2 separate regions of the Homo sapiens genome follow, and region 1 is linked to region 2. A link is an interaction called in ENCODE POLR2A ChIA-PET data of the cell type or tissue named here. Cell type or tissue: A673. All regions are shown on one strand. Links, peaks and the distances in the headings refer to the core of each region. The heading gives the core; the rest is flanking DNA.

Region 1 (8,239 bases), core at 2,638-6,637, 380 kb before region 2:
AGAGAGGCACCTCGTCCCATCACACAGCTAATTATGTAGCAGCTCTTCGGGAAGAGGGGTTTCAAATCCTCCAGAGAGTTCAACACAGGTCTGGAGACTGAAAACAACCCAGGTGGAGCAGCTTCATTCAGCACTTACTGTGTAAATATGTTATTAAGCACTATATTGGGGATAAAATAGGACAAATATGTTCTCTATCTTCAGAGATATTGTTTGCAATGGAAGAAGTTTTCCTCTCTGCCACCTCACAATCACACTCAGGATCTTACCTGTGCATAATCATTCAGAAGGATCCACCAAAACAACTGGGCTTGCATTTTCCAGAAGCTTCTTGTCCTCGAGACTGTGTGCTCCTTATGAATAGAGTGCAAACAAATGCGACAAAAAATGTAGAAGATGCTCAGCCCATTATTATTATTATTATTTTTTCTAAAGATAGGGCATCACTGCAGCCCAGGCTGGAGTGTAGTGGTGCAAACATGGCTCACTGCAGCCTCGACCTCTAGGGCTCAAGCAATCCTCCCACCTCCCAGCCTCCTGAGTAGCTGAGACCACAGGTGTGTGCCACCATGCCTGGCTAATTTTATAATTTTCTGTAGAGATGGGGTCTCCCTGTGATGCTCAGGCTGGTCTCAAACTCCTGGCCTCAAGCAATCCCTCCACCTTGGCCTCCCAAAGTGGTAAGATTACAGGCATGAGCCTGGACAGTTCTCTTTAACTCTCAAATGCCCACATCAGAAAAGACAGTACAAATGTAAGCTGATTTTCCTATTTCTCTTTAGGGGCACTGTGTTAACAACAGTTTCTAACTTAATGAATGCCAATTGTGAGCCAATTTAAACCAAATAAACCAGGCCAAGTCATTCTATTACACAGTAGATCAGAGCAAAACCCATTCTAGCCTGGACCAGTGGCATCCAAACAATAACCTAAATGCCTGGGGAGAAAGGCCAATTTAATTAACATTCCACCCTGAACTCTTTTTTTTTTTTTTTTTGAGACGGAGTCTCACTGTATCAGCCAGGATGGAGTGCAGTGGTGTAACCTCAGCTTACTGCAACCTCTGCCTCCTGGGTTCAAGCAATTCTCCTACCTCAGCCTCCTGAGTAGCTGGGGCTACAGGTGAGTGCCACCATGCCTGGCTACTTTTTTGTATATTTAGTAGAGACAGGGTTTCACCATGTTGGCCAGGCTGGGTCTTGAACTCCTGACCTCAGGTGATCCGCCCGCCTCGGCCTCCCAAAGTGCTGGGATTACAGGTGTGAGCCATAGCGTCAGGCCCCTGAACTCTTGATTCTATCCACCATCCCCTCCTCCAAAACCTCTTCCTCCCCAAGCCTTCTCCACCTCAGAAAATGGCAACCCCATCATCCAGCCAGTTGCTTCATCCAGAGACTGGGGAGTCATCTTTAATGCATCTACTTTCTAACTTCCCAGATCTAGTGACCACATCCTGTCAATTCTACCTCCAATTTCTCTTGAATTCATCTACTTCTCTTTCCTCTGGCATCACCCTGATCCAAGTCATCTTCATCTCCCTCTAAGAAAACTGCAATGGCTTCCTAGCTGATCTGCTTACTTCCACTCTTACAGGAATCCATCAGATTCTTCAGAGACCTAATAGGTCTCTTTTTCTCCACATACCTAGCTCATCATAGCACTCATCGCAATTTATTTAAATATATATGTATGTATGTATGTATGTATGTATATAGCTACATATATTTGTTTATATATGTGTGTGTGTATACGTTTATGGAATGTTGCTCTCCTCAGAATTTAATCTCCATGAAGACAAAGTCCATGTCTGATTTTCTTTCACTGAAGTATTATTCCTAGTGCCTAACACAGTACCCAGCATATAGTCAGCATCAATAAAACTTGTTGGAAGAATGAAAGAATGAATGAACGAATGCTTTGTGGAATCCCTGCATGACAGAAGTCCTTCTGTTCACAATAGACAACTGCAGTCCAGAGCCCATTCTCTTAAAAGTCTTTCTTTTAACCTCAAAGCCACATGAGTCAATTCCTCAAAGAGAATGCACTTACTCCTCCAGGCTGATTATACAGTGACCTTCCAGCAGAGCCATTTAGGAAGAAAAGAGTCAGATCTCTGATGGAGCCAGACTAGATGGAGAGAAGCCAAATGAGAATTCCCTTTCTAATGCGTTGGAAAGATCTGAAGAAGAAAATGAAACAAAAATCTTAGACTTAGAGCCTTTGAGGAATTCTTGCCATCTGGTGGCAATAATATTAATCTGCAGGCAACCAAGCACTTTTCCTCGGCTTTCTATAGTATCTCAACATTTCTGAAATTGTACAATGATTTTAACCTTGGTGTGGGTCTCCTTTGATTTCATCATGCCCTGTATTCTAGAAATTTATGGCCTTCAGTTCTGGGAAATTTTCTCAAATTATTTCTTTTAGTATTTTTCTTCCCAATATTTTTTCTTTCTCTTGTTGAAATTTCTATTATATTATTCAGATGTTAGATCTCTGATCTTTTAACTTGCTTTTCTCTTTTCTTCTGTCTCATTATGTCTTTTTGTACTAATTTTTGAAAGGTAATAATTTTGGCTCCACCAAAATATCACTAAAACAGGCCATTGATTAAACAAAGACAACTTTATTCCTATGGCAGTAAGGAAGAACACTAACTTGACAGAGTCTTAGTAGCCTCTCAGAAGGGGCAGGGAAAAGTTGACATATTTATGAAGTTTTGAAGTCTGGTTTAAGGCAGGTCTTTCAATGCTAGGGCTTGATCAGAATTGGATAAGGATAATAGTTTAGAGTTGGTGGACACAGCAAGATTTTGAGGTGACGGATTCAAAGAGTGTTGGTGCCAGTCTTGGTGGCTCATGCCTGTAATCCCAGCACTTTGAGAGGCTGCTGAGGGAGGATCACTTGAGCCCAGGAGTTTGAGACCAGCCTGGGTTACATAGTGAGACCCCTGTCTCTACCAAAAAATAAAAAAATTAGCTGAGTGTGGTGATGCATGCCTGTAGTCCCAGCTACTCAGGAGACTAAGGAGGGAGGATCACTTGAGTCAAGGAGCTGGAGGCTGCAGTGAACTATGATCATGCCACTGCACTCCAGCTTGGGCAATAGAGCGTGACCCTGTCTCAAAAAAAAAAAAAAAAAAAAAAAAAAGAGAGCGAGAGAAAGAAAAAGAAAAAAACAATTCTTGGGGAGTAAACTGTCACTTGATGATATCTATTGGTAAATCGGACAGTTTGATGTTTATTTTAACAGTTTCTGGGGGAAATAAATCCCAGAATAAACAAAGTTATTTGCTTCTTTTATTGCCTCATGAAAGAGGTCCCTTTTATAATAAAGTTTTATTTGTGAAGAGACTGAAAGAGTAATGTCTTGTAAATTTAAACAGTAAACTATGTGGTTTCAGTCCTCAGAAACCACTTTATTTTCCTCGTCTTATTTTCCTTCCCTTCTGTTGAATTTTTTTTTTCTACTATAGCATTTTCCACTTACAGGAGTCTCTTTTCTTCTCAATTCTCCTTTTTAAAGCCTCCTTTCTTTGGGGAAAGGGGAGATATGATATCTTTTCCTAGCAACAGGAACAGACAGTAGGTATTTTTTAAACACATTTTCCTGCCAACTCCATTGCTTTGATTTCCTCTGAGTTCCATTTTGTTCATTCTGTCCTTCATGCTGGAGAAATTCCTTTATTGTCTGAAGGTGATCCTTTATAGGACAGTGACTAATCATAGGCATAAAGTATCAGTTAAACAAGATGAATAAGCTCTAGAGATCTGCAGCATGACAATGTGCCTATAGACAACAAAAACATATTGCACACCTAACAATGTGTTAATAGGGTAGATTTCATGTTCAGTGTTCTTACCACGATAAATTAAACTAAAAGAAAGAACAGTGAGACCAATACCAGAGGTGAGGCAGAGTAGGAGGTTGGGCTGATCAGTGTAGAATGATCTTATTAAGCTTGGAAGGTTTTCCCTGCTCTTGGGGTGGAACATTTTCCCAAAGAGGAATTTTCCAGTTTCCTGTGGGTTGAAGAGGGTAAGCTGGTTGCAGAATTCTCAGAACCGAGTTGGAGAAGGGAGCTAGGTTGTCACTGTCTAATATTGGCTTTCGTTTAAGTCCCATTTTCTGTAAAGTATCCCTACCCTCAACTATGGCTTTTTTTTCAGTCATTTTTCCCCTTTCAGAGATACCTACCACCTCTAATACCCAAGCTTTTCTGGAGTTCTGGGAATTGGCTTGCTCTGAGTTTTTTTCATTAATAGTTTAATGGGTTATCACTCTGCTAGGTCAGTTTCCACCTTTCCATCGGCTTTACAACTCTTGAAGTGTAGTCACTGTCATCTTCTTACCCAGTTTTTTTGTCCTTGTTGGTTTATGCATTTTGAATATATTGACATTTTAGAAGGCTTTGGCTAGGCATCAGCGACAAGTGAATGTGCTCATTCGACCACATTTAACCAGGAGTCTGCATTATATTCCTAAGATCCCCTCCAACTTCTAATTCTGTGATTTTAAATACATTTTAATTAAGGCAAGAGTGAGTACATAATTAGATACAAAGCTGGAGAGATTACGATTTCACGCAAATGAGATGGAAAAAGAGAGGTAATTAGCTTTAGCTTTTCAATAATCAGTCTAGGGGAAACTTCATGGAAGAGGTATTTTAATAACTGAACCTGAACCCTTTCTCTCTTTCTCCCTTAAGAGCAGCATGGATGAACCAAAGACAAGTTGAGGTAGCCTGCAGCAATTTTGATCTTGATCCAGACTGCAAAAACAAATTACCATCAAGATTTAGGAAGGAAGAAGAGACAATATTTAAAAAAACCTGAAAATTCCACAGGGAGAAACTGCATGTGCCTGACTAAGGCAATGCTAATAGGAATAGAAAGAAAGCATGGATAGATATTTACATGACATGATTTTGCATTTTTTAAAGTAATGAATCAAGGGCTGGGCGTGGTAGCTCACACCTGTAATCCCAGAACTTTGGGAGGCCGAGGCAGAGGATCACTTGAGGCCCAGAGTTCAAGACCAGCCTGGGTGACATACAGAGACTCCATCTCTACAAAAAACTTAAAAATTCGCTGGACATGGTGGTGCACGCCTGTAGTCCTAGCTACTTGGGAGGTTGAGGGGGAAGGCTTGCTTGAGCCCAGGAGTTTGAGTCTGCTATGAGCTATGACTGTGCTGCTGCCCTCTCGCCTAGGCAACAGAGCAAGACCCTGACTCTAAAATTTAAAAATACATAAAAATAAATAATGAATAAAAATTGGTAAATTAATAAGTTTACTGAATACCTATATTATAAGTAAAGAGGACACTGTACTAGATGTAATAAGAAAGAGAAAAAAGAATTGTGCTCAGAAGTTGGTGATATTCTTAAATAATAAATATTTTTGATATTGTTGGGTAATTTATGACTTGAGAACGATTACAAAGTGACAAGTTAATGAAAAGCTTAGAAGATTTCAGTACAAATTAATAGTGGACATGCAAGAATGATTCAAAAAGGAACTTAAGAAAACAGTCTCATTTATAATAGCATCCAAAAGAATAAAATATCTAGGAATAAATTTAACTAAGGAGGTGAAAGCCTTGTGCATTGAAAACTACAATACATTGCTGGAAGAAAGTTAAGAAGACATCAATAAATGAAAAGATATCTCATATTCATCTATTGGAAATTGGAATATTTAATATTGTTAAGACAGCAATGCTACCCAAAGTGATCTACATATTCAATGCAATTCCTATAAAAATTCCAATGCCTTTTTTTTTCTTGCAGAAATGGAAAAGTAGATCCTCTCAAATTCATAGGGAATTGCAAGGGGCCCTGATTATCTAAAATAATATCAAAAAAATAACAAAGTTGGAAGACTCATAGTTTCCAATTTCAAAACTTACTACATAGCTACAGTGATCAAAACAGTGTGAGGTATTGGCATAAGGACAGAGATAAACATCAATGGAATAGAATTGAGAGACCAGAAGTAAACCCATACATCTATGGACAATTGATTTTCAACAAGGGTGACAAGACCATTTGATGGGGAAGAAGTAATCTTTTCAACAAATGGTTCTGGGAAAACTGGATATCCACATCCAAAAGAATGACACTTTTTGGACCCCTACCTCACACCATATACAAAAAGTAACTCAAAATGGATCAAAAGTAACTCAAAATGGATCAAAAAAAAAAAAAAAAAAGACTGGATGTGGTGGCTCACATCTGTAAATCCCAGCACTTTGGGAGGCTGAGGCAGGTGGATCACCTGAGGTCAGGAGTTCAAGACCAGCCTGGCCAACATGGTGAAACCCTGTCTCTACTAAAAATACAAAAATTAGCCGGCATGCTGGTGAATGCCTGTAATCCCAGCTACTTGGGAGGCTGAGGCAGGAGAATAGCTTGAACCCAGGAAGCAGAGAGGCTGCAGTGAGCTGAGATCACGCCATCATGCTCTATCCTGGGCAACAGAGCCAGAGCGAGACTCTGCCTCAAAAAAAAAAAAAAAAAACCTAAATGTAGAAACAAAAACTACTAAACTCTTAGAAAAAAGGATCAAGGTAAATTTTTATCAGTTTGGATTTGGCAATGAATTCTTAGATATGGCACCAAAAGCACAAGCAATAAGAGAAAAAAATAGGTAAAATGGACTGTGTCCAAATTTAAAACTTTTATGTCAGGACATTACCAAGAAAGTGAAAAGACAACCTAAAGAATGGGACATTTGCAACTCATATATTTGCTAAGTGCCTGGTATCAAAAATATATTTTTTAAAACTCTTACAGCTCAACAGAAAAAAACAAGCAACTCAGTTTAAAAATGGGCAGAGTGCTTAAGTAGATATTTCTTCAAAGAAGATATACCAGTGAGCAACAACCACATAAAAAGATGCTCAATGTCATTCGTCATTAGGGAAATGTAAATCAAAACCACAATGAGATACCACTTCAAACCCACTAGGATTGCTATAATTAGAAAACCAAAACCAAACAACAACAACAACAACAACAAAAAGAAAACAGTAAGTATTGCTAAGGAATTAGAGAAATTGGAACTCTTGTACATTGCTGATGGAATATAAAATGGTGCAACCATTGTTAAAAACCGTTTGGTGGTTTCTCAAAAAATCAAACAGGGAATTACCCTATGACCCAGCAATTGTACTTCAAGGTATATACTGCAAAGAATTGACAACAGATACTTAAACAAATACGTGTACATGAATGTTCACAGCAACACTATTCACAATAGCCAAAAGATGGGAACAAACCACATGTCCATAAAAGAATGAATGAATAAATAAAATGTGACATATGCATATAATAGAATATTATTCAGCCATAAAAAGGAACAAAGGACTGATACATGCTACAACATGCAGGTACCTTGAAAACATTATGCTAAGTAGAATAAATCAGACACAAAGGTCATATGTGGGTTTCATTTATATGTAATATTCAGAATAGAAAAATCTGTACAGATAGAAAGCAGATTAGTTGTTCCAGGGGCTAAAAGAGGGTAGAATGAGGAGTGACTGCTTAATGGGTAAAGCGTTGTCCTTTGGGCTAATGAAAATGTTTTGAAACTATATAGAGGTGGTACACATTGTGAGTGTTCTAAACGCCACTGAATTGTATACTTTAAAATGATTAATATGGCCGGGTGCGGTGGCTCATGTCTACAATCCCAGCACTTTGGGAAGCCAAGATGGGAGGATCCCTTGAGCTCAGGAGTCCAAGACCAGCCTGGGCAATGTGGCGAAACCCTGTCTCTACAGAAAATACAAAAGTTAGCACATAGTGGCACACAACTGTGGTACCAGCTACTCTAGGGCTGAGGCAGGAGGATTGCTTGAGCCTGGGATGTTGAGGCTATAATGAGCTATGGCCCCACTACACTCCAGCCTGAGTGACAGAGAGAGACCTTGCCTCAAAAAATAAAATGATTAATATTATGCTACGAATGTCATGTCAATTAAAAAAAAAAGAGTGAAGAAAATGCCGAAGGACCTATTTTTTTAAAGCCTTAAAAGTAGAGAAAAATAGAGTGAAGCAAATTCAAATACAAAGCCAAAACAAAACAAGGGTGTATAACACTGAGAATTTCACCCTGAAAATAAAAATGGATATGGACACTAACAAGTAAAAAAGATAGAGTATACACAATCACAAAAAAAGCAAATCAAAAAATTTTTTGTGAGCAGTACTCTGGGAATGCTGACTGAATAG
Region 2 (8,239 bases), core at 2,141-6,140:
ATGTCCTTTTGAAGGAGAAACATAATTTGTTCAGCTTACTTTATATTTTTGATTTGTAGCTCGCAGGAATCCTTAAGTCAAGGATTTTAAGAAAGTTTAAATTAGTAGCAAGTTTTTTTGTTTCCTTATTTTTGTGACTAAAAGGTAATATAACCACATTAGAGGAAATTTCAATAATTGAAAGGAGAATAAAATCAGTCAAAGTTTTACTTATCTGACATAACCACAGCTGGTATATTTAAAATTCTGGTCTTCTTTATGTGTCTCCAAAAATATATAGTATAATTACATGTTTGTGTGGACAAAATTTTGTAAATTTTCTCCACAAAGCTAGACTGAGTGGACTTAAATGTGTAAATATTTTTATGGCTTTTGATATATATATTTCCAGTTTATTTTTCCTTTTTAAAAACATTACTGATTGGATCACTGGTATGACGATTTTTTTAAATGTGATTTATTTTTCTATCCACAGCATGATGAAGTAACACCAAATGAAATAAAGACCCTTAGGGAAAACAGTGAACTAGCAACATAGCACAAAAAAGAATTATCCGAAAGGTATTGAATTCATAAACTTCATTGATATTCAATTCAATGTAGAAATCTGTGACCACTGATTTTGTGCTTATCTCATTTAATTTTCAGTTTTCCTATGAGATAGATAGCGTTATAAGTCATTCCCATTATACAAAAAAAGAGATCTATGATTAGAAAGATAAGCAATTTCCCCAAAGTCATATAAACTTTGTTAAGTAGGGGAGAAGCAGGATTTCAATGAGTCAGAGCCCATTATTTAAATGGTAGTCATTAAATACTATACCAGGTATTTACTATGTAGAATACTATACTATCTCATAGTATAGCACACTATACTGTCTCTGCAGAAAGGAGACAAGGATTTTATGTATGTTATGATAACAGTTAATACATTATTTAAAAATTATATGTATCTGTGTGTGAAAACCCAATCATCATGCTTATGAACTACAAAATAATCTTAAAATATATTTTTTACTTGGAAGGAAATACACTACATATTAGCAGTAATTTTATTAGGATGAAAAGTGATGAGTGATTTCCCCTCTTCTTTCCAAATTGCTTGTAATATATTACATTGGTTTAAGAAATTAAATTTAGCCTGGGCATTGTAGCACATGCTTGTAATCTCAGCACTTAGGGAGGCTGAAGCTGGATGACCGCTTGAGCCCAGGAATTTGAGACCAGTCTGGGCAGCATAGGGATACCCCATCTCTATAAAAAATTTAAAATACTAGCTGGGCATAGTGGCACATACCTGTAGTCCCAGCTATTTGGAGGCTGAGGTGGGAGGATCACTTGAGCCCAGGAGGTTGAGACCGCAGTGAGCCGTGATCACGCCACTGCACTCTAGCCTGGGTGACAGAACAATACTCTGTCTCAAAGAAAAACAAGAAATTAACTTAAAAAGACAAACAAACATGGCCTTGCCGTTATATTAGGACCAGTTTATGAGAGGCCTTTTCATTGCAGGTCCTAGTTATACATGATCTAGCCCTAGTTCCATATTTTCCAATTCAGTTGGTTTTCAAATATTCATAGGGAACATTGGTTCTTCAGAAGTCTGTTTTATCCCTCCAAACCTGTGGCCGGAGTCAACCTAAAAGTGGAGGCAGGGGAATCCCCACCACGGAGTGCCCCAAACTGTCCCAAGTTGGGGCCAGTTGGGATTCTAAAGAAAGAACCACTAGCTAGAGTAATCAGTCTAAAGCATCTATTGAGGGAACTTGCAGAGTATCACACCAATCCTTGCAATGGACAAGATATAAGGGGTGTTCTACCTAGGTATATCCACAGTGAGGGGGTCTGGGTATGGAGTTTATATGAGGGTTTAAGGAATCTGGCTCAGGGCTGAGGCCAATTTCATTCAGTGTTTTGAGCAGCAACCTAGATACCTTTATCAGTGCCTGGAAATGTTTAAGGTCCTGGTTTGAGTTCAAGCCTGATGGGAAAACCCTGCACTGGGCTGTCTCACAGAGCAGTCAAAGCCCTCTGTGATTTTTGGTCAGGACACAGAAAGCAAGCCAGGAGTGGAATCAGGGGAGGGGAGGATGGGACTGGGGTACCCTACAGTCTGGTATTTAGCTGCTGTAATATAAATGATCAAATAGTAGTTATCTTTCTTCAAAATAAAAAGTAATGATGTAATTTATATAATTTTTTCAAGTTTTTCTCCCATAAGGGCTAATTTCCTTAATATACAAAGAGGTATTAGAAATCTGGGAAAAATATGTCCAATCCAAAAACAACAGAAATGGACAAAGGATATGAATAAACCCTAGGTAGGTGTCTACTTAGAGCCTTTTCTCTGTGGAAACACCAGAGGGTGCAGTGTGAACACAGATAAAATATACCCTCAATTTACCTGCTGAAGCATTTGTTAGCATAGTACTAGGGACGTTGATTTTTTTTACATCATACAAACTTGATGTATGAAAAATCAGGCAGTACAGAATTAGTATAAAATCCTAATTTCTCCCAAATCCTCTCCCAGTGATAACCTTCGTTTTTTGTTTTTAATTGAGACAGAATCTTAGTCTGTTGCCCAGGCTGGAGTGCAGTGGCGTGATCTCGGCTCACTGCAACCTCTGCCTCCCGGGTTCAACCAATTCTCATGCCTCGGCCTCTCGAGCAGCTGGGACTATGCCACCCCACCACACCAGCTAATTGTTTGTATTTTTAGTAGAGATGGGGTTTGGCCGTGTTTTCCAGGCTGGTCTCAAATTCCTGGCCTCAAGTGATCTACCTGCTTCAGCCTCCCAAAGTGGCGGGATTACAGGCATAAACCACCTGTGGCTGGCCGAAAAATCTTATTTGATATTATGATGTGTACTGGCAGCATATGGCATTTCATTTTGTTTGTTTAACCTTTTTTTTTTTTTTTTTTGAGACAAAAGCTCACTCTGACCCCCAGGGCTGGGTGCAGTGACGTTATTTCAGTTCACTGCAGCCTCAACCTCCCAGGTTGAAGCGAGAGATCCTCCCTCCTCAGCCTCCCAAAATGCCACTAGGATTACAGGCATGAGCCACCACACCTGGCCTAGAATTTATTACTTTTATGACACCTCCATGAACATCTTTTTAAAAGTAAATCTTGCTCTACTTTTTTGATAGTTTTCTTCATGTAAATTCTCAGATGTGGAAATTATGGTATAAAGAGGCGTTTTTCTTCTTTCTTAAACACCTTATGTTTATTTATTTATTTACTTAATTTGTGTGTGTGTGTGTGTGTGTGTGTGTGTGTGAGAGAGAGAGAGAGAGAGAGACAGGATCTTGCTGTGTCACCCAAGCTGCAGTGAGGTAGCATGATCATATGCTCACTGCAACCTGGAACTCCCGGGCTCAAGCAATCCTCCCACCTCAGCCTGCTGAGTAGCTAGGACCGCAGATGTGGGCCACCACGCCTGGCTAATTAACAAAAAAAAAAAAAATTTTTTTTTTGATACAGGGTCTCGCTCTGTCACCCAGGCTGGAGTACAGTGGCACAATCTTGGCTCACCGTAACCTCTCAACTTCTACCTCCTGGGTTCAAACAATTTTTGTGCCTCAGCCTCCTGAGTAGCTGGGACTACAGGTGTGTACCACCACGCCTGGACAACTTTTTTTGGTATTTTTAATGGAAACATGTTTTTGCCATGTTGGCCAGGCTGGTCTCAAACTCCTGGCCTCAAGCAATCCACCCTCCTAGGCCTCCCAAAGTGCTAGGATTACAGGTGTGCCCCAATTCACCCAGCCTAATTAAATTATTTTTTGTCAAGATGGCATCTCACTATGTTGCTGAGGCTGGTCTTGAACTTCTGGGCCCAAGGTATTTATTAATTAGTATGGTAGCAGGCCAGGCATGGTGGCTCACACCTGTCATCCCAGCACTTTGGAAGGCTGAGGCATGAGGATAGCTTGGGGCCAGGAGTTCGAGACCAGTCGGAGCAATATAGAGAGACCCAGTCTATACAAAAGATTAAAAAAAAAATTAACTGGATGTAATGGTGTACTCCTGTAGTCCTAGCTACTTGGGAGGCTGGGGCAGGAGGATTGCTTAAGCCCAGGAGTTGAGGTTTGCAGTGAGCTATCTATGGTCATTCCACTGTGCTTCAACCAAGGTGAAAGAGTGAGGCCATGTATCAAAAAAAAAAAAAATTAGTAGCATATATCTGTTTCTTAGAATATGGAGCTGGAGGGTATTCTTTCATACTGGAAATAAACTACATAATATCATACAGTATGTTCAAATGCATATACTAAAGAACTCTACAAAATTTTAATCAAAATCTACGTTTAGTTTGTTAAGAATTTCTTGAGAGAACCACTGAGAGACAGTGTCCTTTTGATCAAATGATGAATCTCTTCAGAGTTAAGTCTTATAAAGGAAATTTTGACTATGTTGATCCAAGTAATGCAGTAGTGGCACATTTGTTAAAAGGCAAAATTTTACTTTTAATTTTCCTAAATGCTGTCTCACTTGAGTCAGGAGGGATTGGGAATACTCAAAATGATCTTCCAGAGAATTTCTGCCATAAGAGTGTGTGCCCTCATTAGGAATGGCTCTCTCATTATCTGTCCGTGATTGGAGGACTGCTTTCTCTGATAAAACCTTTATATCTCCTGGTAAAGGGGAAGATGTAGTATAAAAAAGAACTTTGCCATTTGGTCAGGGAAGGGGATGTCTTGTGTATGTTGCAGTAAAATTCATCATGTGCAGTTTTGTGCTGTCTTTCCAAGGGTCTTCAATGCATCTTACTGAGGTGCAGGCTTTCTTGATTGCAGTTGGGGTTTCCAGTTTTCTTAATAGTTCAGCTAGCACTTGAGTCACCAGATATAAATTAGACATTTATCTCTTCAGTTGCCAGTATACATTCTGTGTATTATCACTTGAAGTTCTTACTCTTCAGAGATCTCTGCTCTTCAAGATTGTCTTCCTCATACAGATAGGTTTGTTTGGTTTTTGAGTAGTTCTATTTTGAGATCGTTATATTCTTTCCTCATCAGCTCTTGTTCCAAACCTTGGATCTTCAGGTTACAGCTTAACATTTCCACCTCCCAGTTTGATGAAGGTGGATTGAAATTCCTCATCACCAGCTGAGTTTCCACCTCTGTCCTTAGCTAGAGTTCTACTTCTTTAGATTGCATCTGTTTATTCAATACTTTTAAAGATTCAGAGTTGTGTTTACTCATTTTATCCAATTTGCTCTTTAAATCATGTCTATCAATGCAAATCTTTCTTTCTTTTTTTTTTTTTTTTTTGAGACAGAGTCTCACCCTGTCACCCAGGCTGGAGTGCAGTGGGCAATCTCGGCTCACTACAAGCTCCGCCTTCCGGGTTCACGCCATCCTCCTGCCTCAGCCTCCCGAGTAGCTGGGACTACAGGCGCCTGCCACCATGCCGGCTAATTTTTTATGTTTTTAGTAGAGATGGGGTATCACTGTGTTAGCCAGGATGGTCTCGATCTCCTGATCTTGTGATCCGCCCGCCTCAGCCTCCTAAAGTGCTGGGATTACAGGTGTGAGCCACCGCGCCGGGCCACAAATCTTTCAATATGCATAATAGGCCTTATTTACTTGTTGCTATTCCACAAAACTTGTTTCTTCATCTAATTGAGCTCCTATAAGCTTTTCTTCCAAAAATCTAATTCTTTTCTTTATCATAAGATTTCTCTTTCTCTGAATCCTTAAGTCCTTTTTTGATGTCTTCATATGGGCAAATTGGGAAGCAACAGAAGCATCTCCTCAATATGTTGAAATTGGAGTTGCTGTGGTTTTCTCATAATTTAGCATACAGGTATCACCTTCTATCAGTGCATCCATGAGAGCCTGAAACCAGGCTACTTAGGGCCGCCATGGAGTTTCCATTCCTTAATGTTTAGAAACAGCCAAAAACAGATCGGGTTGCCAGGGATCACCACGGGTTCCGATTTCCTTGAAGATACCTCCACTTTGCGAGCGAAAGCAGCCACTCTGAGTTATTGAATTGAGAGTATTGGTCTTATATCTACCCATTTGGAATTCCTTAACATTCTAAGAATATTTTAATCGATCATCTTGGCTCTTCAGGGTGCCTAGTCATATCATTTGTTAATAAATGAAAGTATTCCGGCTGGGCGCGGTGGCTCACGCCTGTAATCCCAGCACTTTGGGAGGCCGAGGCGGGCAGATCACGAGGTCAGGAGATCGAGACTATCCTGGCTAACACGGTGAAACCCCGCCTCTACTAAAAATACAAAAAATTATCCGGGCGTGGTTGCGGACGCCTGTAGTCCCAGCTACTCGGGAGGCTGAGGCAGGAGAAGGCGTGACCCCAGGAGGCGGAGGTTGCAGTGAGCCAAGATCGCGCCACTGCACTCCAACCTGGGCGACAGAGCGAAACTTCGTCTCAAAAAAAAAAAAAGAAGAGCAATGATAAATATTAAAATCAGCCATAGATAAGGACATATGCCTACATTTGGACATGTAACAGTGCTGTTTTATGTATTATTGCTGGATAAAGAAACAGTCTGATTTTTCACAAAGACATAACAGTGTAACACAAAAACAAATTTTAAAAAACTTAAAAAATTAGTCAGAATTTTAAAAGTATAATTTCAACCTGTGGCAATACTCTGTTGTGAATTTTATTGGTAGAACTAAAGTAAAAATTTTTAATCTTTTTATTTTCTCAATTGAATAAATTTCCTTTTTCATATTTCTGCATTAAATAATAGCAATTTCTTGGAAGAAATCTTCATTTTTAGAGATAATGTATTTGTTTTTAATTTTGATGTGAAATAACAAGTACTTCTCTTTTTTATCATGCCCATCTGCTTGCACAGGAAGGAATAACTTCTTGTTGGAAAAAATCAGCTTGTGTTAATTAAACATTTAGTGACTAAGAGTTCTAATTTAGGCTGTGGTATCAATTTTTGTGACTAAAACTTGACTATCTCTTCCTCAGGATGGGTTAGGTTCAACTCATTGACTATTAAATTTCTGAAAATAGAATTAATTGTGGTCTTTAGTTATAGAAAGTACACGTTGGGGCAATAGCCTAGAACAGGGTTTCTTAGTTTTGGCACTACTGGCATTTTAGGCCAGATAATTCTTCGTTAGGGCGAGGGTAGGTGAGTGTCAGTCCTGTGCATTATAGAATATTTACCCTGGCCTGGCCGGGCGCAGTGGCTCACGCCTGTAATCCCAGCACTTTGGGAGGCCGAGGCGGGCAGATCACGAGGTCAGGAGATGGAGACCATCCTGGCTAACACAGTGAAACCCCGTCTCTACTAAAAATACAAAAAAAAATTAGCCGGGCGTGGTGGCAGGTGCCTGTAGTCCCAGCTACTTGGGAGGCTGAGGCAGGAGAATGGTGTGAACCCAGAAGGCGGAGCTTGCAGTGAGCGGAGATCGCGCCACTGCACTCCAGCCTGGGCAACAGAGCCAGACTCCATCTCAAAAAAAAAAAAAAAAAGAATATTTACCCTGGCCTCTGCCCACTAGATACCAATAGCATTACCCATCTCTCCCCCAGTTGTGACAACCAAAAATGTTCCTAGACATTGCCAGATATCCCCTAAAACATCAAAAGATTTTTTGTTTTGTTTTCAGCTTATGACTGGAATTAAATTCCCTCAGACTAATATCACTTATTATCACCCATGATAAGAAGTTCTGATTGACATTTACATATGTGATTAATAAGAGTAAGAAAGCAATTACTAATAATTATAAATACTTTGCTGGCAACAATTTTCAAATCAAAAGGTTCTGATAATTAAAAGTTTGGAAATCTATAATAGATGCTGTACTAGTTATTGATGTAAATCAAAGTGCTCTGAAACTTAGCAGCTTAAAACAATGAACATTTGTTTATTTATTTATTATAGAGATGAGGTCTCACTGTGTTGCCCAAGCTGGGCTCAAACTCCTGGGCTCAAGCAATCCTCCTGCCTTGGCCTCCCAAGGTGCTGGGATTCCAGGTACGAGCCACTGCACCTGACCCAGTGAACATTTATTATTTCAGTTTCTAAGGTCAGAAATCCAGGAGTATCCTAGCTGGGTACTTCTGTCTCATAGCCTTTTGTAAGGTTGCAGTCAAGTTGTCAGCTGGAGTGCAGTCATTCCAAGGCACAACTGGGACTGGAAAATCCACTTCAAACCTCATTCAAGTGGTTATTGGCAGATGTTGGGTCTTTGCTGGATTTTGGCCAAAGGCTTCAACTCTTCACCAAATGGG

What was found. ChIA-PET counts read pairs that join two places held together with the same protein. Peaks named below come from ENCODE experiments on the same cell type or tissue, not always from the same donor. Only the 100,000 strongest peaks of a DNase experiment are listed, where the experiment ranks them.
Region 1: POLR2A ChIA-PET joins it to region 2 with 7 read pairs; 2 of 35 experiments call an interaction of 5 or more read pairs at or near these places.

What each region holds. Positions count from the first base shown.
Region 1 is chr15:45,301,315-45,309,553 of GRCh38, reverse strand. No RefSeq gene overlaps it. Among named protein-coding and RNA genes, the nearest start is that of SLC28A2-AS1, 26 kb to the right of the region's middle. In A673, for the core only: no CTCF peak of the experiment used is centred there; no DNase peak of the experiment used is centred there; H3K27me3 peaks cover 377 bases.
Region 2 is chr15:44,916,976-44,925,214 of GRCh38, reverse strand. It overlaps the pseudogene LOC100420928 and the pseudogene LOC100129830. Among named protein-coding and RNA genes, the nearest start is that of TERB2, 36 kb to the left of the region's middle. In A673, for the core only: no CTCF peak of the experiment used is centred there; no DNase peak of the experiment used is centred there; H3K27ac peaks cover 2,318 bases.